Linked DNA regions of Homo sapiens: region 1 is linked to region 2. A link is an interaction called in ENCODE POLR2A ChIA-PET data of the cell type or tissue named here. Cell type or tissue: PC-9. All regions are shown on one strand. Links, peaks and the distances in the headings refer to the core of each region. The heading gives the core; the rest is flanking DNA.

The links. ChIA-PET counts read pairs that join two places held together with the same protein. Peaks named below come from ENCODE experiments on the same cell type or tissue, not always from the same donor. Only the 100,000 strongest peaks of a DNase experiment are listed, where the experiment ranks them.
Region 1: POLR2A ChIA-PET joins it to region 2 with 20 read pairs; 3 of 35 experiments call an interaction of 5 or more read pairs at or near these places.

Annotation. Positions count from the first base shown.
Region 1 is chrX:136,404,799-136,409,202 of GRCh38, forward strand. ADGRG4 (adhesion G protein-coupled receptor G4) reads left to right here. Exons shown (of 26, transcript NM_153834.4): 23 at 894-1,174. Among named protein-coding and RNA genes, the nearest start is that of BRS3, 81 kb to the right of the region's middle. In PC-9, for the core only: no CTCF peak of the experiment used is centred there; no DNase peak of the experiment used is centred there.
Region 2 is chrX:136,342,290-136,346,693 of GRCh38, forward strand. ADGRG4 (adhesion G protein-coupled receptor G4) reads left to right here. Exons shown (of 26, transcript NM_153834.4): 6 at 2,103-4,404. Among named protein-coding and RNA genes, the nearest start is that of ADGRG4, 44 kb to the left of the region's middle. In PC-9, for the core only: no CTCF peak of the experiment used is centred there; a DNase peak (open chromatin) is centred at 2,242; H3K27ac peaks cover 931 bases.

The DNA.
Region 1 (4,404 bases), core at 131-4,130, 62 kb after region 2:
TAGGAAAATTAAATGTTTTTTTAACATGTTTGCAACACACACACACACAAACTCACACATATGTGTAAGTATCCACGCCAACATAAACGACATGACCAAAAGAGATTTTCCTGGTTTTAGAAAAGAGAGCTCAGCTAAGTTGACACACAGTTAAATTAGTCAAGCTTCTCTGTGTTCAAAAATCAGGGAAAATGCCTCCAGTAATTGCAAATGTTATTAAATGGACTATCTGTTCATATGAATCACTGCATATTTTTTCTTTAATAAAAACCGTAGAGTTGTTAATCAATCCAGTAACCAGTGTTGCCTTTGTCATCCAAATACATCATATTTTAAAGCAGTACACCTAGAGTTCTCTTTTTGTAGCATTTTCATTAACTTTCATAATTTCACCATTGTTTGATGTAGCTTTCAGAAAATCCATTCATTGCTCACATCCTTTCACTGTGATATTTATCATGTAAAGTAGAATTAATCCTGCAAATAAGAGCTTAGGTGTAAGGTGGTGGCGGGGGGGCAGGGCGTGCGGGGGCGGTGTGGGGAGCACGGCGACAGAGAGCCACTTTGGGGGAAAATGTATCATTCGTTTTTCTGCTGTTAACGAAGAGAACCATTTCCTAGGGAATTGGACTGACAGGTTTCTGCATATGTAGGGCAGAAACATCCTCTAGGATTTCTGACTTAGTGTTGGAAAGAACCCTGAACTGGGGCTCAGGAGATTGAGGTTTTTGTCCCAGCTCTGCCTCCAGTTGGTATGAGTGAACTCTGTCCAGTTCATTTCTCTAGGGCAGATGCCCTTAGGGTGAAATAAAATTGACTAGATGATCTTCAGTCTCTGAGAAATAGGACTTTATGTTTCCCTATCTCATGATAGTCTTCTTTGTTTCTTACAGTTGTTGGATTAAAGATGATTCTATCTTTTACATCTCAGTGGTGGCTTATTTTTGCCTCATATTTCTCATGAATCTCTCCATGTTCTGCACTGTTCTTGTTCAACTGAATTCTGTGAAATCCCAAATCCAGAAGACTCGGCGGAAGATGATCCTGCATGACCTCAAAGGCACAATGAGCCTGACATTCTTACTTGGCCTCACCTGGGGGTTTGCATTTTTTGCTTGGGGACCCATGAGGAACTTTTTCTTGTATTTGTTTGCCATTTTTAACACTTTGCAAGGTAACTGGTGCTTTTTTGCCTTTTCTGTGGCCAGCTACACATGCAGCAAAGCTTTTGTTGCTTTGGAAAATAATCACCTGTTGGAAACATTAACTAGATGTTAGTCTTCATTAAATGCACCCACAGCCCACTCTCTCTTGCTCAGTGGTATAGGGAGAAGCCCAGATAGGTAACCCAACTTTAGGTAATTGGAAATGTCTATATCAAACACTGATTGGCAATACTTCTTATAGTGTTCATTGTATCAACACATTGTGCTAGAAAATGTACAGATTCACACTCACGTTGACTTTTTGAGGTACACAATCCAGCTAAACATAGCAATTAACTGGAAAGCAAAAACATTAAAGTTTTGACCCCATAGGCTCTATCTGCATCTGATATCCTAATATTTTGGGAAAGAGCCAGGCTAGACTATCATAGAATCATACAGGAATGAAGGTTAAAATCAAAGGGCTGTGGGAAAGGCCAAGGTTGTAGCCTTGAGTTTGCTGTAAAACAACCTTTAAAAAGTTACAATAATTGGTTGAATTAGATGATCCTAAGCTAAAGGCCCTAGAGCTCTTTTAATTATTTTCCTTTATTCCGATGAAATGAACAAATAATCAATGAAGTGATGAAATGGTAGACAAAAGATGGCATGAGAAGTAAAAGCTAGGGGCCGGGTGTGATGGCTCGTGCCTGGAATCCCAGCACTTTTGGAGGCCGAGGCAGGCAGATCACTTGAGGTCAGGAGTTTGAAACCAGCCTGGCCAACATGGTGAAACCCCGTCTCTACTAAAAAATATAAAAATTATCTGGGCATGGTGGTGTGTGCCTGTAGTCCCAGCTACTTGGGAGGCTGAGGCAGGAGAATTGCTCAAACTCTGGGAGGCAGAGGTTGCAGTGAGCTATGATCGTGCCACTGCACTCCAGCCTGGGCAACAAAGAGAGACTCTGTCAAAAAAAAAAAAAAAAGCTAGAGTCTGGTTCATATAGCTCTGAATAATTGCTGACGTTCATCTTAACTTGATTTTGCCTATTAAAAATATTGGGGGGAAGAGGCATGCAAAATGATTTTGTGTGAGTCTCTAATTCTACCCCATACTTTTATCCTCAAGTGTCGTCCAGTCCATTTGGGCTACTGGGACAGGCTGAGAGTCAAGTTGGCATTTCATTGAGTTAGAGTCTCCCTTCGTGCTCTCCACTATTTTTTTTTCATTCAATAAACCCTTATTTTCCATACTGAAGCCCACTGATGGTACCATGGGATGCTCCCACAAGGAAAAAGTTCTATGGTCAAATAACTTTGGGAAATGTGGCAAATTACATTCCCCCTTTCTTGGAATAGCACTGTATACATTAGCATGGTAAAAGCTCTATTATGAAAAAAAAAAAACCTTTAAAAAGTTGTTTTAATGTAGTGTCTTAAAAACCTCTGAACCTTTTATTGTGGTCATTGTTAATCCTTGAGGAACCTTGAGAAAAATAAATTGACATGCAGTTATTATATGACAGGCACTTGCAAAGTGCTGCGGAGTTGAGGGGGTGGGAAGCAATGTAGCAGAAGGCATGGTTTTTGCATTTATGTTTTAGGACTCAAGAAACTATCTTATTTTAGAGCAATGAGGTGGATCAACGGAAACTTTTTGTCCCACCAGATCCTGCCAACCATATACATCCATGTTCTAATTGGAATGTAAGAAGTCACAAAATATGTTGTTCTTCCTTCACATGCCATTTTTATTGCCTCTGGTAGTAGGAATGGAATTTTTAGAAACTCTCAATACCATCCTCGCTTGGTTCCCTTTGAGGCTACTGGCACTTGGTTGAATTCTAGTGTAGAACTGAAGGTTGTATTCTAGTGTAGGACTGAGGCCCTGGTGATGGTTCTACACTTTTTCTCTGGATAGAACTGTCTGGCCCACACTACAGTATTCTAACCCGATGCTCTAACCTCAAGAACTAACCAGTCATGGTATAGAATGTCCACGGAAACGGTTTAGAACCCAGGTGCCTGTGAAGACTTCATCCACAGTGGTAACTCCAGGCTTCTCTTTGGCTCAGTGATTCTGAGGAGAAATGTACTCACTCTGTGGAAAGAGGGGTTAAAGGAAAGCTGGCAAAAGATCAAGAAAGCTAGGCAATTTCGAGCTTATAAAGGAGGGGCAGGGGTGTTTTCAAAACCACTCTTATGGTGGAAAGTAGCATCTAAGGAAGGAGCCTGCATGGATAGAAGCAGAATTTAATAGGATATTTCTTTTCTTTTCAACATTTATTTCAGATTCAGGGGGTAGATGTGCAGGTTTGTTAGCTGGGTATATCATGTCATGTTGAGGCTTGGGGTATGAATGATCCCATCATCTAGGTAGTAAGCATAGTACCCAATAGTTAGCTTTTTAACCCTTACTTTTTCCCTCTTCTCCCCCTAATAGTCCCCAGTTGTCTACTGTTGCCATCTTTATGTCCATGTGTACCCCATGTTTAGCTTTCACTTTTAAGTGAGAACATGCAGTACTTGGTTTTCTGTTCCTTCATTAATTCACTTAGCGTAATAGCTCCTAGCTGCATCCATGCTGCTGCAAATGACATGATCTCATTCTTTTTTTATAGCTGTGTAGTATTCCATGGTGGCTATGTAGACAGTTTCTTTATCCAATCCACCTTTAATGGGCACCTAGTTTGATTCCATGTCTTTGCTATTGTGAATATTGTTGCAATGAACATAAGGGTACATGTGTCTTTTTGGCAGAGTGATCTGTTTTCTTCTGGATATATACCCAATAATGAGATTGCTGAGTCAAATAGTAGCTCTGTTTTAATTTCTTTGAGAAATCTTCAAACTGCTTTCCACAGTGGCAGAACTAATTTACATTCCCACCAACAGTATATAAGTGTTCTAATTGGGTATTTCTTGAAAACTAAAATCAAAGTCCCATAGATCCAGCACCAAAAGAGCCAAGCTGTCTCTGTCTGTCAGATATGCCTTATGCCCATCAAGCACAAAGTCTTGCCAGTCCTGCCTAAAATGACTGCAAGATAGCATGTGCCATCTTGTAGCAAGGGAGTTTTCAGAGCTCAGAGTTTCAAATTCAAGACACACACACACACACACACACACACACACACACACACACAACCCGAATAACCTCCAAAACAAACAGTGGAACAAGTGAACAAAGTAGTCGTTTAAAAGACAAATGACAAGCTTGCAATGCTGGCTGAAGGGGATGGGGGCGACCTGTGGTCAA
Region 2 (4,404 bases), core at 251-4,250:
TCACATCATTCCAAGCCTTATTCAGTTATTCTATTAGCTTACAAATAGATACTAAACATCTACCATGTGCCAGGCACTGGGATAGACACTAAAGATACAATGGTGGGCAACAAAAGATGAGGACTCTGTCCATGTGGTCTAGCGAGGAAGACAGACATTAAAAATCACATGCAAACAAAGGTAAATCTCCAATTATGACGCATTAAATGAAGAAGAGGTATGAGGCGTCATAAGAGTCTAAAATAGATTGGTGTGAGCTAGTCATGGAAGTCAGGGAAGGTAGGTTTCCCTGAAGAGGTGATGCATGAGCTGAGAACTGAAGAATTGGCAGAAGTTAATCAGATGAGGAAGGATGGGAAGTACATTCTAAGTAGAGGTTACAGCAAATGCAATGGTCTTGTAGTGGGAAAGAGCATGCCAAGTATTAGAGAACTAAAAAGAGGAAGACTAAAAAAAAACAGAGGGGACTTAGCACAAATTGAGACTGAAGAGCTAGAGAGGGACCAAATCATGCATAGCTTTATATGCTTTATTAAGAAAAAATTTTCTTTTTATCCTATGAGCAATAGAAAGCAACTAAAGAGAGCTCAGTGTGTGTGTGTGTGTGTGTGTGTGTGTGTGTGTGTGTGTGTGAGAGAGAGAGAGGAAGGGGATCAGATTGGCACTTAAAAAGATCATTTTGGTTGTATTATGGAACAGATTAGAGGGGGTCCAAGAGTAGTGGCAGACTAGTTCAGTTGGGAGGCTACTGCAGTAGTCCAAGTGAAAGATGATGGTGACTGGTTAGGGTGGTAAGTGATGGAGATAGAGATAAACTGGGGTGAGCCAAGAGATATTTAGGAGCTACGATCAATAGGACAAGATTATGGATTGGCTATGGCAGGTGAGAGAGAGAATGAAGGAGACAGAGGGAGAGACAGAGAGTTGGAGCTTGCATAATTTAATGTATGATAGTGTAGGGCCAGTCACTAAAGGAATACCAGAAGAGGACCCAGTTTGGAGAGAAGCTAATGAGTTCAAGTTGGAGAATGTTGAGCTTGAGGTGTTAATGAGATATCCAAGAAACGATATCAAGTAAACAATTGGTTATATAAATGTGGAGCTCAAAATAGAGCAAAATAGAGATCTGGTCAAGAGATATAACTTTGAGATTTGTCTGGGTATAGGTGTAAATTGAAATCCTAGGTGTAGAGAAACTATACAGCCAAATGTGAAGAGGTCCTGGGACAAAGCGTTGGTCAGGTAAAATAGGATGAGTCTAAAAATGAGTGGACAGAGAAGTAGGAGAAAACGCAGGAGTGTGATGTGTAATGGAAAGCAATGAAAAGAGTATTTTAAACTCATTACTTCTACTAAATAAATGTTAATTTGGGAGTTCCAGATTAAAACATTTTCAATCTGGTGTTTAAATGACTGATAGAAGTTTGACCAAGTGAAAGCCAACTGTTTTTTGAGCACTTACTCTGTATAAGAAGCTATGCTAAGTGTTTTATGCACATTAACTCAATCTCATAACGATTTTATAGGATAGGTGTTATTATAATCCTCATATTATAGAGGAGGAAACTGAAGCACGGAGAGGTTAAGCAACTAGTCCAAGGTTATGTAATGGGTGTGAAAGTGATGGAGCCAGCATTTAAAACTAATCCATTTGAATCTAAGGTTGATTTTTTCTTTTTGGAATATTTTAAACTACACAATTCAATTTCTTTAATAGATATAGGACTATTCAAGTTATCTGTTTCTTCTTAACTGAGTTCTTATAGCTGTATTTTTCAAGGAATTGGATCCTTTCCCAAAGCTAATCTTCTTAATCAATGCACTACTGTGGCATGCATCCCTCTTTCAGGAATGTTTATATATTTTATGAAGATACTACGAAATGGATATCTTCCTACCAGTTACTTAACCAGAGTGTTATGAGTACCATATAGAGGTCTTAGAGAGTAGAAAATTATCTTAAGGAAAATCAAGTGATCAAGTGATTTGATTATATCTATGATACTTTCTTACAAAATGAAAAGAAATTATAGAGCTCTTTCTAGTTGTCTCTAATTTCCAAAGCTGAATCCAAAATAACACATTCTTTCTGATTTTTTTAGTTGTTCCTGAAAATATGACAATTCAAGAAAAAAGTACAACTGTTTCACAACAGATAGATATGACCACTCCATCCCAAATTACTGGAGTAAAACCACAAAATACTGCACATTCCTCTACACTATTGTCTCAAAGCATACCTATATTTGCAACTGATTACACAACCATATCATATTCCAATACAACATCTCCACCTCTGGAAACAATGACTGCACAAAAAATCTTAAAGACACTGGTAGATGAGACAGCTACATTTGCAGTGGATGTTTTATCAACTTCATCAGCCATCTCTCTGCCTACCCAGAGTATATCCATAGACAATACTACCAATTCCATGAAAAAAACGAAATCTCCATCTTCAGAAAGCACAAAGACAACAAAAATGGTTGAAGCCATGGCTACTGAAATCTTTCAACCACCTACACCTTCTAATTTCCTATCCACATCCAGATTTACCAAGAATTCAGTTGTATCTACAACTTCAGCAATTAAATCTCAGTCGGCTGTTACGAAGACAACATCTTTATTTTCAACTATTGAGTCAACATCTATGTCTACAACACCTTGTCTCAAACAAAAATCCACAAATACTGGGGCACTCCCTATCTCCACAGCTGGCCAGGAGTTCATTGAATCTACAGCTGCCGGAACTGTACCTTGGTTTACAGTGGAAAAGACTTCACCTGCATCTACTCATGTTGGGACTGCATCATCATTCCCACCTGAGCCTGTGCTCATCTCCACAGCTGCTCCAGTAGATTCTGTATTTCCTAGAAACCAGACAGCATTTCCATTGGCAACAACTGATATGAAAATAGCATTTACAGTCCATTCATTGACTCTCCCAACTAGGCTTATTGAGACCACACCTGCCCCAAGGACAGCTGAAACAGAATTGACATCTACAAATTTTCAGGATGTCTCTTTACCCAGAGTGGAAGATGCCATGTCTACTTCCATGTCGAAAGAGACCTCCTCTAAGACCTTTTCTTTCTTAACATCCTTTTCATTTACTGGGACTGAGAGTGTACAGACAGTTATTGATGCTGAAGCTACACGTACAGCCTTAACTCCTGAAATCACACTTGCATCTACAGTGGCTGAAACTATGCTTTCCTCCACAATCACAGGACGAGTTTACACCCAGAATACACCTACAGCTGATGGACACTTGCTTACTTTGATGTCCACTAGATCAGCTTCCACATCCAAGGCACCTGAGTCAGGTCCCACATCCACAACTGATGAAGCTGCCCATCTGTTCTCCAGCAATGAGACCATTTGGACTTCTAGGCCAGACCAGGCCCTGCTGGCATCTATGAACACAACCACCATACTCACATTTGTGCCTAATGAAAATTTTACATCAGCATTTCATGAGAATACTACTTATACAGAATATTTATCCGCAACTACCAATATCACCCCACTGAAAGCATCTCCAGAGGGCAAAGGTACCACTGCCAATGATGCTACTACAGCCAGATATACAACAGCTGTATCCAAATTGACATCACCATGGTTTGCTAATTTCTCCATAGTTTCTGGAACCACATCCATAACCAATATGCCTGAATTTAAACTTACCACTTTACTACTAAAAACAATACCTATGTCTACAAAACCTGCAAATGAACTTCCTTTGACACCAAGGGAGACTGTTGTTCCATCAGTAGATATAATATCTACTCTTGCTTGCATTCAACCAAATTTTTCTACTGAGGAAAGTGCTTCTGAGACCACACAAACAGAAATAAATGGTGCAATTGTATTTGGAGGTACAACGACCCCTGTACCAAAGTCAGCAACAACACAAAGATTAAATGCCACTGTGACAAGAAAAGAAGCAACTTCCCATTATCTTATGAGAAAATCAACTATAGCAGCAGTGGCTGAGGTTTCTCCATTTTCAACAATGCTGGAAGTGACAGACGAATCAGCACAAAGGGTGACAGCTTCTGTCACTGTTTCCTCTTTTCCTGATATAGAAAAGCTAAGTACCCCATTGGATAATAAAACTGCAACAACTGAGGTGAGAGAAAGTTGGCTTTTGACAAAATTGGTGAAAACCACACCTAGGAGTTCATACAATGAAATGACAGAAATGTTTAATTTTAACCACACCTATGTAGCACATTGGACTTCAGAGACATCTGAGGGAATTTCAGCTGGATCTCCCACTTCTGGGAGCACACATATATTCGGTGAACCCCTGGGTGCTTCTACCACAAGGATATCAGAAACCAGTTTCTCCACTACCCCTACAGACAGGACAGCTACGTCCTTGTCTGATGGTATCTTACC